2 separate regions of the Homo sapiens genome follow, and region 2 is linked to region 1. A link is an interaction called in ENCODE POLR2A ChIA-PET data of the cell type or tissue named here. Cell type or tissue: GM12878. All regions are shown on one strand. Links, peaks and the distances in the headings refer to the core of each region. The heading gives the core; the rest is flanking DNA. Region 1 overlaps ZNF341 (zinc finger protein 341). Region 2 has its middle 64 kb from the start of CHMP4B.

Evidence for each region. ChIA-PET counts read pairs that join two places held together with the same protein. Peaks named below come from ENCODE experiments on the same cell type or tissue, not always from the same donor. Only the 100,000 strongest peaks of a DNase experiment are listed, where the experiment ranks them.
Region 2: POLR2A ChIA-PET joins it to region 1 with 5 read pairs; 2 of 35 experiments call an interaction of 5 or more read pairs at or near these places.

The regions. Positions count from the first base shown.
Region 1 is chr20:33,753,445-33,763,692 of GRCh38, forward strand. It overlaps ZNF341 (zinc finger protein 341), which reads left to right. Exons shown (of 15, transcript NM_001282933.2): 6 at 3,704-3,899; 7 at 5,272-5,362; 8 at 8,418-8,611. Among named protein-coding and RNA genes, the nearest start is that of ZNF341, 27 kb to the left of the region's middle. RefSeq lists an enhancer at 7,941-8,442. In GM12878, for the core only: no CTCF peak of the experiment used is centred there; no DNase peak of the experiment used is centred there.
Region 2 is chr20:33,869,709-33,880,927 of GRCh38, forward strand. No RefSeq gene overlaps it. Among named protein-coding and RNA genes, the nearest start is that of CHMP4B, 64 kb to the left of the region's middle. RefSeq lists an enhancer at 1,054-1,554. In GM12878, for the core only: no CTCF peak of the experiment used is centred there; a DNase peak (open chromatin) is centred at 5,567.

The sequences.
Region 1 (10,248 bases), core at 246-2,745:
GAAGAGGACACTGGTCATGGACATCATGGCCAACCCGGACCCATCCTGAGCACCAGCTGTGTGCCAGACACTGTGCTGGGGATACCATGAAAACCAGACCCGGTCCTGGCCTTCATGGGGTGTACCACATCACAGGGGAGAAGGACTTTAATCAAAGCATCACACCCACAGATGTAAGATGCAAGCCATGAGAAGGTGGAATGGAGTACAGGTTGTAGCAGAAATATAAGCTGCCTGCAGGTAATGCTCAGAACAGTCAGAGAATGCCTACCTTTTCAGGCAAAAAAAAGAAAAAAGATTCAAAAAAATTATCTGCCTGAGTGTCTCTTACAGTTTTTAATAAGCTAGGTGTATCAGTTAGCTATTGCTGGGTAAGAAATATCCATCAGGCATCAGTGGCATATACCAAAAGTGTTTATTATTCACGTGTTTACAGTGGTCAGCTAGACAACTGCGGATCTTGGCTGGGCTCACTCATATGTCTGAACGTTGGCTGGCTGTCAGCTGCTCTAGGATGGCCTGGGCTGGGACAAGTGGGGTGACTCAGCTCTGTTCTGCGTGACTCTCATCCTCCACTAGGTTCTCATGGCCATGGTGGAGGTGCAAAAATGCAGACAGAAATGCCCAAGGCCTTTTGAGGTTTAGGCTTGTAAGTAACACAGAATCACTTCTATTGGCCAAAGCAGATCACAAGTCCAGCTTAGATAGCGCAGGTAGGGAAATAGATGCCACCTCTTGATGGGAGGAACTGCAGAGTCACACTGCAAAGGCTTGGGTACAGGGAGGGGCAAAGAATTGGTGCCATAATACAATCAATGTACCATACTAATTCCCTGCCAATGAGCTCTAAGTTATAGGCCATCTACTTGAAATGCACTGAGTTCATAGAACCTTCCAAGACACCAGTGCTAGAGGGTATGGTTATGACAGAAACAACCCACCTGCACTAGAAATCACACTAACTCAGACTCACCATAGAATCCAGCCACAGACATCCCCTGTCAGGTAGTCTCTTTATGTAAAGAGAGCCCAGACCAGTGGGAAGATCCCACCACGAGGCATTCACGTGATGTTCTGAGGGGCTGCGAGGGGATTTGCCCTACCCTGGGAGAATAGAACAAGCTTCTCTAGGGAATTTATTGCATTGAGAAAAAGTTAAGTTAGTGGGATGCTGAGATAATGCTGGTGGCTTGTGGTAGTCAGAGGGGACCAGCCCAGAGAGGACCAGCACAGAAGGAGCTGCTGCTGTTGATTTTCCATGTAGATGAGGGTATTTGAGGGCAGGGTCTGAGTCTTACTAGACTTTGCATCCTTAGCACCTAGCAGAGCACTCCTAGAGTAGATATCTTACATTGGACTGTCTGACCTCAGTCTGCGCTCCTCTAAAATGGGAACTCTCCTGAAAAGCTGTTGAGGATAATAAGAGCCTATGCCAGTGGCAGTCACATTAATTACTCAGTAATGCCTTGAGTGATGGCTGAATTTATTCACGTGACAAGTATTTATTTATTTATTTGAGACAGAGTCTCACTCTATCGCCCAGGTTGGAGTGCAGTGGTGTGATCTCGGCTCACTGCAACCTCCACCTCTCAGGTTCAAGCGATTCTCGTGCCTCAGCCTCCCAAGTAGCTGGTATTACAGGTATGAGCTACCACGCCCAACTAATTTTTTTTGTATTTTTAGTAGAAACGGGTTTCACCATGATGGCCAGGCTGGTCTCGAACTCCTGGCCTCAGGTGATCTGCCTGCCTTGGCCTCCCAAAGTGCTGGGATTACAGGCATGAGCCACCACACCCGTCCCAACAAGTATTTATTGAGTGCTGTATTGGTCAGGGTTTGGTCAGGAAAATAGAAACCAGGCAAGGTATTTCTGCAGAGGGATGTTTTTTCTTTTCTAAATTAGAGATAGGGGTCTCACTTTAGCCCAGGTTGGTCTCCATCTCCTGGCCTCAAGTGATCCTCTCACCTCAGCCTCCCAGAGTGCTGGGATTACAGGCATGAGCCACCATACCCGGCCAGATTTTATAATTTTTTTTGTACCTTTTTTTCAGCTTTGTCTGATTTTATTACTCCAACTGTAGCTTTCTATTTATTTATATTTGTCTGAAATATTTTTTCAACTTTGGGCTTTTTGCTGAGTTGAATTCTTTTTTTTTTTTTTTTTTTGAGACTGAGTCTTGCTCTGTCACCCAGGCTGGAGTGCAATGGCATGATCACGGCTCACCACAGTCTCGATCTCCCAGGCTCAGATGATTCTCCCACCTCAGCCTCCTGAGTAACTGGGACTACAGGCATGCACCACCATGCCCATCTAATTTTTTTAATGTTTTGTGGAGATGAGATCTCCCTATGTTGCCCAGGCTAGTCTCAAACTCTTGTGCTCAAGTGATCCTCCTTCCTCGGCCTGCCAAAGTGCTGGAATTACAGGCATGAGCCATCGTGCCTGGCCAGAGATTTTGGATAGGACACCTCAGGAAGACCAATGGATGATGAATAGGCCAGGCACAGGGGCTCACGCCTGTAATCCCTGCACTTTGGGAGCCCGAGGTGGGTGGATCACTTAAGCTCAGGAGTTTGAGTCCAGCTTGGGCAACATGGTGAAATCTTGTCTCTACAAATTACACAAAAATTATCTGGGCATGGTGGTGTGTGCCTGTTATCCCAGCTATTTGGTGGGGTGAGGCGGGAGGGTTGCTTGAGCCTGGGAGGTCAAGGCTGCAGTGAGCCGAGATCACATCATTGCATTCCAGCCTGGACAATAGAGCAAGAAAAATCTGAATGCCTCAGAATTCATTTGGTAATTTCTCGTGGCTTCAGTTCTCAGTGAAGAGAAGCCTGCTACTCTGGCATTGGGTAGTGTCAGTCAGGAAGTGGAGCAGCTGGGGGAGCACAGACCCCTCTGACTTCCTGGTTCTCTCTCTCTCTTTTTTTTTTTTTTTTGAGACAGAGTCTCACTCCATCGCCCAGGCTGGAGTGCAGTGGCGCGATCTCGGCCCACTGCAACCTCCGCCTCCCAGGCTCAAGTGATTCTCCTGCCTTAGCCTCCTGAGTAGCTGGGATTACAGGCACACACCACCATGCCTGACTTAATTTTTGTATTTTTAGTAGAGATGGGGTTTCACCATGTTGGCCAGGCTGGTCTCAAACTCCTGACCTTAGGTGATCTGCCCACCTTGGTCTCCCAAAGTGCTGGGATTACAGGTGTGAGCCACCAGGCTCAGCCACCTAGTTCTCTTAATGCTAGCAAAGTACCACTGATAAGAATAGACAGGGCAAATAATAACAGCTAATGTGTATTGCATGCTCACTCTATGCCAGTCACTGTTCTAAGCCCTTTATATGTTGCTTCATTTAATCTTCACAGTAACCGCATGAGAGGGGTACTATGATGAGTCCCATTTTACAGATGTGGAAACTGAGACAGAGAAATTAAAAAGATGCCTAAGGTCACTTCGGTGCTAAGTGGAAGAGTCAAGATTTGAATCCAGGCAGCCTGGCTCCATAGCTGTTCTGGCCTCCTGGCTTCATGAAGTTCTAAGGGAGCTTGGGAGTGGCTTGGGTGACCGGGCCAGGTGGAGGGGCTGTGATGGTGATGTAGGGGAGAGCGGCTGAGGTCAATCAGGGAGGCAGGGAGAGTGCCCCTGGCTGGGAGCTCTTCCCCTTCCCTGGCAGGGCTTTTTCCCTGACTGTGTTGTCCTCCTAGGTGCCAAACCAGTGTGTGGAGCCTCCAGTATATCCCACCCCCACAGTGTACAGCCCTGGCAAACAGGGATTCAAACCCAAAGGACCAAACCCCGCCGCCCCCATGACCAGCGCCACCGGGGGCACGGTGGCCACCTTTGACTCTCCAGCAACGCTGAAGACCCGACGAGCTAAAGGTGCCAGGGGACTCCCGGAAGGTGGGCCCCCAGCCTGCCATGGGCATCTTTCCTCAACATTGGCCAATCCACAAGCTACTTGGTTCTGGTCTTCCCTTTTATGGTTGTTCAAGTTTGGTTGCATGTAATAGAAAATTCAAAATATCAATGACTTCAAAATGATAGAATTTTGTTTCTCTCCTGTGTAAGTCAAGGCCAGAAGCCAGACAATCTGGGGATCATGTGACTGCATGGGCACCAGGCACCCTCGTTTCTTCTGTCTTTCTGTTTCCACCACCTCCAGAACATGGTATCAGTTATCCTGGTGCCTCATTGTCTAAGATGGCTGCTGGAGCTCCAGTCATCACTTTAATATTCCAGGCAGTAAGAAGAAGGGAAAGAGAAGGATAAAAGGGGCTTCTCCCAGCTTCTAGAAGTTCTGTTTGATATTTTTGCTCATATCTCATTGATGAAAACTTAGTCACATGGCCATACCTAGCTGCAAGAGAAGCTGGGAAGTGTCTATTTTGGCTAGGGACATTGATATTCCCATTATGGGATTTGTGAGGAGTGAAGAAGGAGAGAGTGGATATTAGGCAAGCAGTAGTATCTGCCATCCTAATGCAGATGCTAAGTATGGGGTGGGAGGTGGTGTCAGAGCAGGCAGCAGATGGAGAGGATAGAAATTGAGAATTTTTCAGTGGCTTTCCAGTCAACTACTCCTCCCCTTCCTTCCTTCCACAATGATGTATTGAGCATCTGTGTGCCAGGCCCCATGTCAGGCACTGGAATCTAGTCTCTTGGTCTATGATTCCTTCTGCCTTCAGTTTAATGGAAGAGACAGACAGGGAATAAATAAATAAATATTTCTGGGTTGCTCCAGGAAGGAGGTTAATGGGTCTTATGATTGAGAATAACTAGGGAGAGGCTGGAAAATGATTCTACCTATTCATGTGGGAGGAGAAGGAAGCAGCCTTGTGGGTATCTGTGGGACAAGCATTCCAGGCAAGGGGGAACAGCAGGTGCAAAGGCCCGGAGGCAGGAACATGCTTGAAGTCTTTTAAGGTTAGCAAGGTTAGCTAGGAGTCCACTGCAGCTGGATGGAGAGAATGATGAGGTTGTCAGGAGTAAGGGGATACAGAGTGCTGTGGGCCATGGCAAAGAGCGTGGATTTGATTGTAGGGCAGAGGGGAGCCTTTGAAGGATTCATCTTGCTTTCCCAGCTGGAGCATGTCCTGGGCTTTCCTCTCCAGGCCCTGTGAAGCTCTCCCATGTCTCCTCCCTGGCCTGTGTATGGGCATAGACTTCCCTGGGGTATGGATTGTCTGGCTCAGATACAGTAGTCAGAGGCTGCCCTTGGTGCCCTGAGCTGCACCCCCAGCCTCATTGTCCCCTCCTTCCACTTGTCTTTCAGCTGCAGGGAAGCCAAAGGCTCAGAAACTCAAGTGCTCATACTGTGACAAGTCATTCACCAAAAACTTTGACCTGCAGCAGCACATCCGAAGGTACACATGCGTGGTGAGGCAGGTGGCTCCTGGGCAGGTGTGGCTGGGACCATCTGTGCTGGAAGCGAGACTCCCTTCTCAGCCCCTAGCCTGTGGGGTGACCCAGGCTGCACTTGCATGTTCAGGCTGTAGTCCAGGTCGGGTGGTTTTCCCTCTTCTATCTCAGAGGCTGTGGGAGGGACCTGTGAAAGCTGTGGGACCTGCCCATAGAGACTGGGAAGGTCAGGGATGGGCCGTGTAGGGGAAGAAAAGCACTGAACCCAGAGGGGTTTCACAGATGTGTTAGTGCTGTCTTAGGCCTCCCCTCTGCAGAACAGGCTGGCCTACCAGGGCTGCCATACTCTGCAAATAGGACTCTGTGAGCTCTCTGCTCACTCCAGACTAACCATGCAGGGATCCCTTCTGGGCCTTGGTTTTTCCATCTGTGGAAGGGGAGGCTGGGCTTGTTCATTTCTCACACAGTGAAATGCACTGGTACATGAGATGATTTTTTTTGAGACTGAGTTTCACTCTTGTTGCCCAGGCTGGAGTGCAATGGTGCAATCTCGGCTCACTGCAACCTCTGACTCCTGGGTTCATGTGATTCCACTGCCTCAGCCTCCCGAGTAGCTTGGATTACAGGCATGCGCCACCACGCCCGGCTAATTTTGTATTTTTGGTAGAGATGGGGTTTCTCCATGTTGGTCAGGCTGGTCTTGAACTCCCAACCTCAGGTGATCCACCCGCCTCGGCCTCCCAAAGTACTGGAATTACAGGTGTGAGCCACCGTGCCTGGCCGATGAGATGATTTTTGGTGGTTCATGAATATGGGGTTGAAAAGTTCTGAAAAATGTAGTGGGAAAATTATTCCCTTTGCAATTTCAGTCCTTAGGAAGTCATAGAGAAAACCTCAATTTGGTATAATTGGTCTTTAGCACCTTTGGTATACATGCTCGTCTCTTATAACAAAAGGAGAGAGAGAGAGAGGGAGAGAGAGAGAGAGAGGGAGAGAGAGAGAACAAACCTCACATTCCAGCCATGGCTGGCAACAGCTTCTATCTAGACCAGGGTTTTTCAGCCTTGCCACTACTGACGTTTTGGATCTTGGATCACATCATTCCTTCCTGTAGGGAGCTGACCTGCACATCGTGGAATGTTTAGGAGCATCCCTGGCCTCTAACTATTAGATGCTAGTAGTACTGCAGCTACAGCTGTGACAATCAAAAATGCCAAATGTTCCCTGGAGGGCAAAACTGGCCTCAGTTGAGAACTGGTCTACACAAGTGCTGTCGCTGTCCAATAGAACTTTCTGTAGCGATAGAAATGCTCAAATTGGGTTGGGCATGGTGGCTCACGCCTGTAATCCTAGCACTTTGGGAGGCTGAGGTGGGTAGATCACTTGAGGTCAGGAGTTCAAGACCAGCCTGGCCAACATGGTGAAACCCCGTCTCTACTAAAAATACAAAAATTAGTTGGGCATGGTGGCGGGTGCTTGTAGTCCCAGCTACTCTGGAGGCTGAGACAGGAGAATCCCTTGAACCCAGGAGGCAGAGGTTGCAGTGAGCTGAGATCGTGCCAGTGCACTCCAGCCTGGGTGACAGGGTGAGACTCTGTCTCAAAAAACAACAAAAAAGAAATGCTCAAACTGGCGCTGTCCAATATGGTAGCTACTGACTATACATGGCTGTTGAGCACTTGGAATGTGGCTAGTGAGTCTGAGAAACTGAATTTTGTATTTTATTTTATTTTAATGAATTTAATTTTTTTTTGTTTTTTGAGACAGGGTCTTGCTCTGTTGCCCAGGCTGGAATGCAGTGGTGCAATCTCAGCTCACTGCAGCCTCAACCTCCCAGGCTCAAGCAATCCTTCTACCTCAGCCTCCTAAGTAGCTGAGACCACAGGCTCGCTCCACCACACCTACCTAATTTTTGTATTTTTTGTAGAAACAGGGTTTCATCATGTTGCCCAGGCTGGTCTTGAACTCCTGAGCTCAAGCGATTCTTCCGTCTCAGCTTTCCAAAGTGCTGGGATTACAGGTGTGAGCCACCATGCTGGGCTTGAATTTAAATTTAAATAGCCCCATATGGCTTATGTCTACCTTATGGGACAGTATAGCTCTAGATCTTGCATTTTTTTTTGTTTACTTTATGATAAGTGGTTTTCCACATAGAATAACAAAAATAAGCCTTTTTTAAAGATTATTTTATTTTCATTTATTTTATTTTTAGAGACAAGGTCTCACTCTGTCATCCAGGCTGGAGTGCAGTGGCATGATCATAGCTCATTGTAACCTCCAACTGATGGGCTTAAGTGATCCTTCCGCCTCAGATTCCCAAAGTGCTAGAATTACATACGTGAGCCACAAAATTATTTTAAGTTTTAAAAAAGTGAGTTGATTTGAAGAAAAATGTTAAACTGTGGTACAAGTGCTGTGCTGTGACAACTTGAATGTTTTTTGCTTCAAATGACAGAAGTCCCTATTTATTTATTTATTTATGAGATGGAGTCTCACTCTGTCACCCAGGCTGGAGTGCAGTGGCGCAATCTTGGCTCACTGCAACCTCCGCCTCCTGGGTTCAAGCAATTCTCCTGCCTCAGCCTCCTGAGTAGCTGGGATTATAGATGCACACCACCACACCCAGTTAATTTTTTATCTTTAGTACAGACAGAGTTTCACCATGTTGGCCAGGCTGGTCTCGAACTCCTGACCTCAAGTGATCCACCTGCCTTGGCCTCCCAAAGTGCTGGGATTACTGGCGTGAACTACTGTGCCAGGCCAGAAGTCCTCATTTAAATGGGCTTGAACAATTAGGAAATGTTCTGTCACAGTATGAGATGGTCAGAGGAGGGCGGCTCCAGGGTTTGTTGATGAGCAGCTCAGTAACGTGACCCGGAACCCAGGGTCTTTCCATCTCTGGTCTGCCTGCCTCAGCGAAGGGGCTTGTCGCCGTGGTGTCAGAATGTGGCAAGTGGCATCTGGATGTTCTTTCTGGGCCTTCCTTGTGGCTGTGAGCTCCTGGGCTGAGGCCTCGTCCCCGTTCCTGCAGGAGGGCACTGACAAGCTTGTCTTCCACAGCCACACCGGTGAGAAGCCCTTCCAGTGCATTGCATGTGGCCGTGCCTTTGCCCAGAAGTCTAATGTTAAGAAACACATGCAGACCCACAAGGTGTGGCCTCCAGGACACAGTGGTGGCACCGTGTCTCGAAACTCTGTGACCGTACAGGTCATGGCCCTGAACCCCAGCAGGCAGGAGGACGAGGAAAGCACAGGTGGGTGGAAGTAGGGAACGCCATGCTTCCCACACCTCTCTTCTGCCGCTTCACAGGTTTTATTGCTAGCTGTGTGACCTTGGGCAAACCCCATGACCTCTCTGGGCTTCAATCTACCTTTATCTATAAAATGTGGCATAAGATGAAAGGAAGGATGACAAACATACAACATGTGTGGCATTACTCTAATACTGTACCCATGGCAGACATCACTATTCAATCACCTACCCATTTTTTGCTGAGCCTGGATCTCACCTCAGAATCTTTTTTTTTTTTTAACTTATGAGTTATTTCTGGAATTTTCCATTTAATATTTTCAGACCATGATTGACTTTGGGTAATTGAAATCATGGAAAGCAAAACTGCAAGTAAGGGGAGACTACTATAAAATAAAAATTTATGATCCCCTACTGTTAAAATAAATGAATGAATAAATAAATAGGGGATAAAAGAAAGCCCTTTCTTTTTTTTTTTATTTTTACTTTAAGTTCTGGGATACATGTGCAGAACGTGCAGGTTTGTTACATAGGTATACGTGTGCCATGGTGGTTTGCTGCACGTATCACCCCATCATCTAGGTTTTAGGCCCTGCATGCATTCGGTATTTGTCCTAAGGCTCTCTCTCCCCTTGTCCCCAGCCCCCCGACAGGCCCTGGTATGTGATGTTCCCCTCCCTGTGTCCATGTGTTCTCATCGTTCAACTCCCACCTATGAGTGAGAACATACGGTGTTTGGTTTTCTGTTCCTGTGTTAGCTTGCTGAGAATGATGGTTTCCAGCTTCATCCATGTCCCTGCAAAGGACATGAACTCATTATTCTTTATGGCTGCATAGTATTCTATGGTATATATGTGCCACATTTAAAGAAAGCCCTTTCTTATAGTAAAATGTGAACTGATAAAAGTAGAAATAATGATTAAATTAGAAAATAACTATTTGACAGCCACCATAGTAATACAGTCACATGCTATGTAAGGATGTTTCCATGAGTAACAGATGGCATATGTGACAGTGGTCCCATAAAATTATAATGGAGCTGGAAATTTTCTGTCATCTAGTGACATTGTTGCCATTGTAAAATCATAGCACACTGCATTACCTTTTCTATGTTTAAGTTACATTCATTTAAAAAATTTTAGATTTAGAGGGTACATGTGCTTGTTTGTTACATGGGTATTAGATGCATAATGGTGGTGGCTGGGCTTCTAGTGTACCCATCACCCAAATACTAGACATTGTACCAACGGGTAGTTTTTCTTTTTTTGAGACAGAGTCTCACTCTGCCACCCAAGCTGGAGCGCAGTAGTGCTATCAGCTCACTGCAACCGCTGCCTTCCAAGCTCAAGTGATCCTCCTGCCTTAGCCTCCCGAGTAGCTGGGAATACAGGTGCCCTTTACCACACCTGGCTAATTTTCGTATTTTTAGTAGAGACAAGGCTTCACCATGTTGGCCAGGCTGGTCTCAAACTCCTGACCTCAAGTAATCCACCCACCTTGGCCTCCCAAAGTGCTGAGATTACGGACGTGAGCCACCATGCCTGGCTAACACGTAGTTTTTCAACCCTTGCCTTCCCTCACCATCCCTGCTCAGAATCTGTTTTCTATATGTTGCTCCAGGCAGTCACTGTAGTTGATCAG
Region 2 (11,219 bases), core at 4,031-6,530, 120 kb after region 1:
CAAGCTACAGACAAAGGCATCAAGTACCCCACGTTATTTTTTTATTTTATTTTTGAGACAGAGTCTCGCTCTGTCATTCAGGCTGGAGTGCAGTGGCACCATCTCGGCTCACTGCAACCTCCGTCTCCCAGATTCAAGTGATTCTCCTGCCTCAGCCTCCCGAGTAGCTGGGATTACAGGTGTGTGCCACCATGCCTGGCTAATTTTTTTTTTTTTTTTTTTTTTTTTTTAGTAGCCGCAGGGTTTCACCATGTTGGCCAGGCTGGTCTCGAACTCCTGACCTCAAGTGATTTACCTGCCTCCTAAAGTGCTGGGATTATAGGGGTGAGCCACCGCACTTGGCCAAGTCCCCCACATTCTAAAGAGCACAGTTAAAACTGAGGCCAGACACACCCTTCTGGGCTTATACAGTCCAGCCAGTTTGGTTATCCCCAGCGTCCCCTGGCTCCCCTGGCTCCTCACCTCATTCTGCTCCATAAGCAGGAAACTGACAAGAGATGGAGAGAGGGGAATTATTGGATCATAAGTTGTCATCCCTTGGAGGGGGTCAGTTATTGTCCCCTCCCTTGGAGGGGGTCAGTTATTGTCCCCTCCCTGTGGGAGAGGAGAGGGGATCTCTAAAGGGACCCCTTGCAGAGATGGGGAGGCGTCCACTAGATGGGCAGACAGGCATCTCGGGCCACATTAGAAGGTCTGTGTCTGCTTAGACAGTGGCCCAGCCTCTGCCCTGGGACCTCCGTGAGATTGGACTAGGTATTGGTGGGCAGAGAGGGGATGCATGGAGGAGGCTGTGGCCAAGTCGACCCCAGAGAACAAGGCTGGCTGGGACTGTTTGCCAGGGCAAGGACTTAAGGGGAAGCAGGAGGCTGGGTGTGGTGCCTCACGCCTGTAATCCCAGCACTTTGGGAGGCTGAGGTGGGCCAATCACCTGAGGTCAGGCATTCGAGGCCAGACTGGCCAACAGGGTAAAATCCCGTCTCTACTGAAAATACAAAAACTAGCTTGGCATGGTGGCAAGAGCCTGTAATCCCAGCTACTTGGGAGGCTGAGGCAAGAGAATCACTTGAACCCGGGAGGCAGAGGTTGCAGTGAGCTGAGATGGCGCCACTACACTCCAGCCTGGGTGACAAAGCGAGACTCTGTCTCAAAAAAAAAAAAAAAAAAAAGACGGGGGTGCAGCAGGAGGTCTGGGGTGGCTGCGTGGGGTGCGAGTTGAGGGGTGGGAGAAGCAGGGCCATGGTGGTGGTCTCATGTCAGGGCCCCTGAGGACACAGAGGCCCCAGGGCACAGCTGGGGGGCATCCTGCACACCCTCTTCCCTCACTTGGCCTTGGCTCCTGGACGCTGTCTCTGTCTACCCTCTCTTGCTCCTCTACACCTGCCAGGCCAGGCCAGGGGCTGCCTCTGGGTTCTCGAGGCCCCAGGGTTCCTGCTGCCTCAGCACAGCCCTGGCCTGTCACTGCCAGGTCCACGTCCATCTCTGGTTGATAGCAGGGGCTTTGTCTCGTTCGCTGCTATATCCCCGGCGCCTGGCACAGGGCTGGTAAACAGCAGGCGCTTGCTACGTGTTTGTGACGGGACCTTTGTTGGAGGAGCACTGAGCTGAGGGGAAGGTCGGCTCAGGGTCCCCCGGCTGCAGGATACTGTCCTCGGCAGAGGGGAGGGCCGGCTCAGGGTCCCCAGGTTGCAGGGCGCTGTCCTCGGCAGAGGGGAGAGCGGGCTCAGGGTCCCCGGGCTGCAGGGCGCCATCCTTTGCCAGCTCTTTATCGTCCCTCCTCTTTATGCCCTGCGTTGGTCTGGCTTTCAGTTTACAACCAAATAAATAAATCTTCATCCTCATAGAGAGTTTTCCTCTGGGCAGTGCTCCAAGGAATTGGAAATGCTCCCAGCCTAGGTTTATGGCAAAGGAGCCTCCGGGAGGAGATTTCTTGAGGCTGTTTAGGTGACCCCAGGCCTTTACCAATGCTGTGCCCTCTGCCAACTGTGTGGGCTGAATACGTCCTCCGCCTATGAGGCCTGACCGAAACCCCACCTCCCCCAGGAAGCTGTTCTTGATCCCCCAGCTGTGTCGGGGGTTCTTCTATCCAGTCCTGTAAGCACCCTTCACCCCGGCATCATCAAAACAGGATTTTAGTTGTCTGTGTCTGTCTTTTTCATTAGACTGGGCACTCCCTGAGGGCAGGGACTCAGCGCTGTGTCCCCAGCAGACATCAGGTGCTCATCACGTGTTTTCGAAGGCAGTTGATTGCTTGAACCAGGCTAGAAGGTGATGTACAGAGTGTCTAGAAATGAGTTAAGTGTGAGGTTGAGATGAGGTAGGGCACACGAGGTGGAGAAATAAAGAGAGGGAAGGGCAGGCCAGGGAGAGGGCGTGGTGTGAGCAGAGGTACCGCAGCAGGACATAGCCTGGCGTGCGGGGCTCTCAAACAGTGAGGCTGCCGGCTGAGCCCAAGCTCCAGGCATGGGGCGGTAAGCCAAGAGATGGTAACTAGGGTTGGCGCGACAGATGTGGAGAGTAGGTGACAGACTCAACTGAGGTCCTAGAGGTGGAATCCATGGGGGTGGTTATTGGAGTAGGGGGGTGGCGGGGATGGCGCCCAGTACCCTGGCTCACGACTGGGTGGCTGGTGGAGACACAGAGGAGGAGTTGGGGGTGGGGGTGGGGAGCACTATGCTCAATGTTGGACCCTCCGAGTGGGACGTGGGGCATTGGGGGAGATGCCCAGGAGGCCCTGTGGTCTGGAGAAAGGTCCAGGCTGGAGAAGGAGCAAGGACACAGCTGGCAAGGGGGCGCCTGAGGCCGTGGAGTGGACAGAAGCCGAGGAGGAGGGGGACTTCACCCTGAGCTTACAGCTCCTTGCATAACTTAATTGCCAATATGATTAAACATGTAAATAATTATTTAAAAATAAATATATTTAGAAACTTAAAATTTGGATTCAGGAACATTTTAAAGAAAAAGCACAGATGGCCGGGCGGGGTGGCTCACGCCTGTAATCCCAGCACTTTGGGAGGCCGAGTCAGGCAGATCACGAGGTGAGGAGATCGAGACCATCTTGGCTAACACGCTGAAACTGCATCTCTACTAAAAATACAAAAAATTAGCCGGGCGTGGTGGGGGGCGCCTGTAGTCCCAGCTAATCGGGAGGCTGGGCAGGAGAATGGCGTGAACCTGGGAAGCGGAGTTTGCAGTGAGCCGAGATCATGCCACTGCACTCCAGCCTGGGCGACAGAGCGAGACTCCGTCTCAAAAAAAAAAAAAAGAAAAAAAAGGAAAAGCACAGACATAACAGTGAATTGCACATTGCCTTTCCCAAATATGCTCACATTATGTTCTGAAAAGTTCCCTCTGCTCCCTGCCCACTCCATCCCACTCCCCAGGGAGTAACTGATTTCTCTTTCCAGCATGGTCCAAAGGGCTTGTCAGGGGTTTGCTGTCAAGTGAGTGATGTAAACCCTCCCCTCCACTAGCCCCAGTAGGCATCTGTAGTGTTCACTGCTCACTGGCATGTTTCAGGATAAACTCTTTTGTGGAAACAAGAAAAGGAGAAAAGGAGCTTGGGCCTGTGTTGCTGGGAGTTCACTTGAGGGCCCCTGGAGCTAGAGAAGGTGGGACAAACTGTTATCTACATCACACAGCCCTCCTCAGAGGGGTGTCCTATTGTCCTCATTTTACAGAGTTGGCGACTGAGGATCAGAGAGGTGACTCTCCTAAGGCCATGGAACTGATGAGTGGCCGAGCTTGGATTCAAACCCAGGTCTGCCCAGCTTCAAAGCCCAGGCTCTTGCTCCTATTTTTAGGAGAAGATACAGACCAAGTTTATTTTACATAGGATTCAGAGATTCAGGATCCTGGAGTTCTAGTGACCATTTGACAGATGGAGAGACTGAGGCATAACCAGGGCTAGAACCCAGGCCTACTGCCCCTGAGTCTGAAGTTTTGACCATCAGCAATCATTCAGGGTGAAGGGATCTTGCAGGAAAGATGACAACTTGACGGGGCCAGGGTTCAGAGGTGTGTGCAGATGGGAGGTTCAGAAGCTTCCCTAGAGGCTGCAGCCAATTCCCCCCACCTCTCCCCTCCATCCCCCACATAACACACTTGGCCCCCTGTGAACCCATGGTTCCTGCTCAGAGCAGGCGGCCAAAGCAGTGTCTTTGCTGCAAGCGAGGGACTGAGCTGTTCAACGAAGAGTCATGTCCTTCATCTTGTCCCCTGCATTTTACACCACCATGTAAAATTTTCCATTAATTCCTCGGAATAAAATGTAGTGGCTGTTAATTTTTGATGCCTGGGAAGTAGCCAGCTGAGCGCCTTTTTATGCCTGAAACTATTTTCTACCATTAGAAGAGTGTAATAAAAAGTTTTCTTTCTTTGATTTTATTTTTTAATTAGATGAGGGGGTTTAGGCAAGTCTGCTGTCAGAGCTGTGGCTGGCAGCTGGAAGCCCAGGACGTGGCAGAGGAAGGACACAAACACCTTCACTCTCAAATACCTTCCCCACAGCCAGGCCTCGCCTCTGAGCCAACCAGGGGGGCCAAGGTCTGGCCCAAATCATAAAAAACCCCGAATCTTCATTGCTTTTCCAGAAAGGCTGTTTGCGAGAAGTAGCATGCTTCTGCGAGAAGTTTCTGTCCTGGGCTTTGGCTTCATACAGACGTGTGAAATTCCTCCTCTGTGTCTCTGAGTCGAAGTCTTGGATCCTCAGCTTAATAGCTGAGGGACTTTGAGCAAGTCCCTTCCCCTCTCTGGGTTTCTCCTCTGTAAAAGCTCCCAGGGTTGTTGACTAAGGAGACATTGATTAAAGGAGAAATGGGTGTCAAGCATCTAGGCCATAGTAGATACCCTGGAAACAACGATGATGGGGGAATGTGTTTAAGAGGCGGGAAAATGCCGGGCATGGTGACTTATGCCTATAATTCCAGTGCTCTGGGAGGCTGAGACAGGAGGATCACTTGAGGCTAGGAGTTCATAGACCAGCCTGGGCAACATAGTGAGATCCTACTCTAATTTTTTTTTTTTTTTTTTTGAGACAGGGCCTCACTCTGTCATCCAGGCTGGAGTGCAGTGACATGATCTCAGCTCACTGCAATCTCCACCTCCCAGGCTCAAGTGATCCTCCCACCTCAGCCTCTCAAGTAGCAGGGACCACAGGTATGCACCACCACATCTGGCTAATTTTTTCTATTTTTTGTAGAGATGGGGTTTCGCCATGTTGCCCAGGCTGATCTTGAACTCCTGAGCTCAGGTTGATCCACCCACCTAGCCCTCCCAAAGGGCTGGAATTACAGGTGTGAGCCACTGTGCCTGGCCTACAAAATAAAAAAATAATTAACTGGGCATGGTAGTGCACCCCTGTAGTCCTAACAACTTGGGAGGCTGAGGTGGGAGGATTGCTTGAGCCCAGGAGTCAAGGCTGCAGTGAGTTATAATTGTGCCACTGCACTACAGCCTGGGTGACAGAGTGAGACCCTGTCTACAAAAAAAAAAGGAAGTGAGAAGGCTTCAGGCTTCTTCATGTTCCTTGATGGGGTTGTGGTGGGGCCGGGAGGAGCTGGGTCTAGGCTGGCAGGTGCAGGCAGAGATTTAGGGGAAGGCTGGGCGCAGCCTCACCTGCCTGCAGGAGGAGACCTGTGGGGGCAGGTCCTGCTTCGCCACTGGCACTTCCTCCTTTCAAGAGTGTGTGTTCCTCCTCTCTTCTGGGGGAATCGTCCCTGGCCGCTCCCCACTACCCCCTCGCCCGCTTTAGGATCCAGACGATGCCATCATCTCATTTCATACCCAGACTCCTGGGTCCATCCTTGCTGGGAATTTTTAAACTGGAGACAGGGAAGAGGAATCCCTTCCTCTCTGGTCATGTAGTCAGAAAGACAGGAGCCCAGAGCTACTGGTCACCATGCCCCCCACGCTCACCCCATGGAGAAGCCTTTCTGTGCAAAGACAGGAGGGCTAGGGACATGAAGAGAAGCAGAGTGTGAGGCTCAAATCTCATCAGCCTGGCGAGGCTATAACTCAATTAAATGCAAATCTCGGTGTTGCTGTGCAGGTGTTCTGTAGCTGTGCTTAACATCTACAATCAATTGACTCAAAGTAAAGGAGATCATCCCTGGTAATGTAGGTGGGCCTCATCCAATCAGTTGAAGGCCTCAAGAGCAAATCAGCTTCCCCAGAGAAGAAATTCTGCCTCAAGATTGCAGAATAAAATCCTGCGTGAGTTTCCAGCCCGGGGCCTGCCCTTCCAATTTCAGACTTGCAAACCCCCACAACTGTGTGAGCCAATTCCTTAAGAGAAATCTAGCTGTCTCCTTTCCGTGTCTTCTATTGATTTTGTTTCTCTGGAGAACCCTCACTAATACACAGAGGAAAGAAGGAAGAGAAGGAGAGGGGATCCTGACAGTGGGAGGCCCTGTTTCCTCTTGTCCTGGAGGCCACCACCTCATTTGTGCACCACTGGGTGGACACTGCCAGGGCCCTGCCCACTTGCCCTTGGGCTATGCCTTTGAGGTGGGGACTTCTTTTTTTCTTTTTTTTGAGACAGAGTCTCACTCTGTTGCCCAAGCTGGAGTGCAGTGGCGCGATATTGGCTCACTGCAAGCTCCGCCTCCCGGGTTCAGGCCATTCTTCTGCCTCAGCCTCCCTAGTAGCTGGGACTGCAGGCGCCCGCCACCACGCCTGGCTAATTTTTTGTACTTTTTTTAATTAGAGACGGGGTTTCACCGTGTTGGCCAGGATGGTTTTGATCTCCTGACCTCGTGATCCGCCTGCCTCGGCCTCCCAAAGTGCTGGGATCACCACCGCGGGTGCAGTGAGCCACCGCGCCCGGCCGAGTTGGGGACTTTCAATGCCTGCAGGCTTTCTCTGGCGGTCTCCCAGGGACGGGCCTGCCTGCTTCTCCTGCGCTCTCACCGAGGGGCCAACTGGACTTGCCTCCCAGAAGACGTCTGTCTGACCGCAAGAGTGGCAGTTGTGGGGGCGCTGGACGGACCAAACACCCTGTGCTCCGGCTTACAAACGGCGACGAGTCCATCAACCTCCTCTGGGTTAGAGTCCTAATTCGCAGCCCCCACCCACTGCTGAGCTCAGGGCTCTGGAAACTGACTGCCTGATTCAGCCAACAGGATACATGGTGCTGGAGCCTGTGCTGATGAGCCCATTAGGGGAAATGGGGGCTCCCAGGCACGATGAGCTATTCCAGGTCATCTCACCAAGCCTGGGCCCGAATACTCCCATGGAGCCCAGTGAGGAGGGCAGCGGGACGCTACACTGACTTCTTCCCTTGCAAAGGTGCGGGGTGAATCTGTCTGGAGCAGGGCGGGCAGAAGACATCTTCCTAAGATGTCTTCCACGGGGAGCGGTGGGCCTCTGGGATGCCCAAGGTCTCTGCCATCACTCTCTGGTCTCTACACTTTCAGAGGGATCGTGGAGCACTGAATTGCATGGGATCTTAAGATTTCATCTACTCTGGGTGTTTTCAAAACTTTTTTTTTTTTTTAAGAGTTGGGGTCTCGCAGCCTGGCGCGGTGGCTCACGCCTGTAATCCCAGCACTTCGGGAGGCCGAGGTGGGTGAATCACAAGGTCAGGAGATCGAGACCATCCTGGCCAACACGGTGAAACCCCGTCTCTACTAAAAATACAAACATTAGCCGGGCATGGTGGCGGGCGCCTTGTAGTCCCAGCTACTTGGGAGGCTGAGGCAGGAGAATGGCGTGAACCCGGGAGGTGGAGCTTGCAGTGAGCCGAGTTTGCATCACTGCACTCCAGCCTGGGGGACAGAGCAAAATTCCGTCTAAAAAAAAAAAAAAAGAGAGATGGGGTCTTGCTTGTTGACCAGGCTGGAGCACAGTGGTTTGATCATAGCTCACTGCAGCCTGGAACTCCTGTTCTCAAATAATCCTCCTGCCTCAGCCTCCCAAGTAGCTGGGACTACAGTTGTGTGCCACCATAGCCAGCTCCAAATTTATCTTTAAAACTTGTTATAGGCCAGGCACCATGACTTATGCCTGTAATCCCAGAGTTTTGGGAGGCTAAGGTGGGCGGATTGTTTGAGCTAAGGAATTTGAGACCAGTCTGGGCAACATGGTGAAACCCTGTCTCTTCAAAAAAAAATAAATAAATAACATTAGCTTAGTATGGTGGTGCGTGCCTGTAGTCCCAGCTACTCAGGAGGCTGAGGTCTGATGATCACTTGAGCCTGGGAGGTCGAGGCTGCAGTGAGCCATGATTGCACCACTGCACTCCAGCCTGGGTGACAGAGTGAGACTGTGTCTCAAAAAAACAAAAACAAAAACAAAACTTGTTACAGAGCCCTTTCTCCAAGGAATATCTTACATCAAAGCCAGATATATAAGAGAAACCATGAGGGACCGACTCTATTTGAGGTGGGGAACTGGGAGACCCAGCTCTTTGATGGCTCCCTTCACTGTGGCTGTAAGACCCTTGGAGAGATCAAGTTCAGCCACCTCATTTTCCCAGTCTGCTTCCACCTGCCTAAAGTCACCCCCAAATCTGACACTACATGGCACATGTCAGTGGGATGCTCGAGGAATAAAAGCCACGTGGGTGTTCTGCTGTTGCTCACCAACCACACTGCAGTGCTGGGAGCCGTATCCTGGCAAGTGTTCAAGGTGGCGCTAGGGAACAGAGAAGGGGTTGTGAGGGTGTCGTGGGCACAGGCCCCGGAGGGACAGTGAGCTTAATAGGAGTGTGTGTGTGTGTGTGTGTGTGTGTGTGTGTGTGTGTGTGATGGTGGTGGTGGTGGTGCTGGTGGTGGTGTGGGGATTACAAACAGGAAGGAAATCTCATTAGATGGGCTGGGTCTTGGTCCAAAGACCAGATAAACTAGGATGTCACAGGTGGGGACAGAGTCCAAGATTCAATGTCTTCAGAACTCTCCTGATCAATAGTTATGAGATTCCATGATTCACAAAGACAGGGACCATGTTTCATTTATTTAACACATATTTATTTACCTCTTTCAAACAACAAGCTGGGGGAACCGATCTTACTGATTTAGTTAGCATCTATGGGAAAGCTGTGGTGTCAATCAGGGCTCTTTTGGTTGAAAATGAGAGAACATTATAACTCATTCCCCGTCCCTCAATGAATTGGGACTTTGTGGGCACCTGAAACTGAAAAGTTCAGGAGTATCTTCAGGTTGAACTTGATCAAAGACTCAAATAACATGACCAAGATGGGATTCACTTCTCTATCTCTTTAATCATTTTCCTTCTTGTTGAAGCACATCCTTTAATCTTTTGGTGAGGGCCTGTGGGTAGTAAACTCTAAATCATGTATATCTGGAAATATATATATATATATATATTTTTTTTTTTTTTTTTGAGACAGAGTCTTGCTCTATTGTCCAGGCTGGAGGGCAGTGGCACAACCTCCACCCACTGGGTTCAAGCTATTTTCATGCCTCAGCCTCCTGAGTAGCTGGGACTATAGGTGTGCACCACCACACCCAGCTAATTTTTGTATTTTTAGCAGAGACAGGGTCTCGACTTGTTGGCCAGGCTGGTCTTGAACTTCTGGCCTCAAGTGATCCACCCACCTCAGCCTCCCAAAGTGCTGGGATTACAGGCATGAGCCACCACGCCCAACCTGGAAATATGTTTTGATCTCACTCTTCAGTGACAGTTTAGCTAGGTATAGAATTCTAGGCTGACAAGTATTTTTTCACTGTGTTTGGAGATATTAGTCTACTCCTTTCTGGCTCCTATTGTTGCTAATTAGAAGTCTATTTTTTAGTCTAATTGTTTCTTTGAAAGGAATCTGTCTTTCCCACCCTTCTGGCAGCTTCAAAAGTTTTCTCTTTACCCTTAAAGTTGTCCAAGTGCAATTAGACATGCCTAAGCGTAGATTTTATTTATTTGTTTATTTTTGAGACAAGATCTGGCTCTGTCACCCAGACTGGATCGCAGTGGCATAATCATAGTTCACTGCAGCCTTGACCTCCTGAACTCGGGTAATCCTCCTGCCTCAGCCTCCCAAGTAGCTGGGACCACAGGCACATGCCACCACACCCAGCTAATTTTAAAATTATTTGTAGAGACAGAGTCTCCCTATATTGTCCAGGCTGGTCTTGAACTCCTGGACTCAAGTGATCCTCTTGCCTTGGCCTCCCAAAGTGCTGAGATTACATGTTTGAGCCACTGCACTCAGCCTAGATTTATTTTTATCCCACTCTGAACTATGGCTTTTCTCTGTGAAGACAGTGCTTTCTTCAATTTGAAAAATTCTTATATATTATATTTTACTATATTTTATTTTATTTTATTTTATTTTTTTGAGACAGAGTCTCACTCTGTCACCCAGGTTGGAATGCAGTGGTGTGATCTCAGCTCTCTGCAACCTCCGCCTCCTGTCTCAGCCTCCTGAGTAGCGGGGATTACAGGTGCCCGCCACCATACCTGGCTAATTTTTGTATTTTTTAGTAAAGACAGGGTTTCATCATGTTGGCCAGGCTGGTCTCGAACTCCTAACCTCAAGTGATCTGCCTGCCTCAGCCTCCCAAAGTTCTGGGCCATGCCTGGCCCCTATTATAGTTTCCTTTATTGCTTTTCCCACATCCTCTTTACTGTCTCTTATTGGAATTCCTATTCCTGTTGTACATCCTATTAGATATATAATGGATCATTTCATTTCATCCTCCATCTTAACTTCCCCTTTATGTTTCACATTTCTTTATCTCTCTCTGTGCTGTATTCTGGGCGAACACCTCTGATAGGTGTTCTATAGCCCCCAATACTTCTGAGTGTGATTATATTGGAGATAGGGTCTTTGAAGAGGTGACTAAGTTAAAATGAGGCTATCAGGGTGGCCCCTAATGCAATCTGACTGGTGTCCCTATAAGAGGAAATGTGGATGCACCAAGGGGCAGGAAGGATGAGCATGCGCAAGGGAGACCATGTGAGGACACAGCAAGGAGGTGGCCGTCTGCAAGCCAAAGAGCAAGACCTCCGATAAAACCAAACACCAGCACCCTGATCTGGGACTTCTAGCCTCCAGAACTGAAAGTTAATAGATTGCTGTTGCTTAAGCCACTCTACTGTTTTATTATGACAGGGCCAGTAAATGAATATGACAGACTACTGTCAAACCCACCTATTGAGTTTCTCTCTTTCTTTTTGCTTTGTTTGTTTTTTCAGTTTATCTTGGGTGACTTTTTTTTTTCTATGGCCCAGGGCAAGACACCCACTTCTAGGCTGCAGCCCAA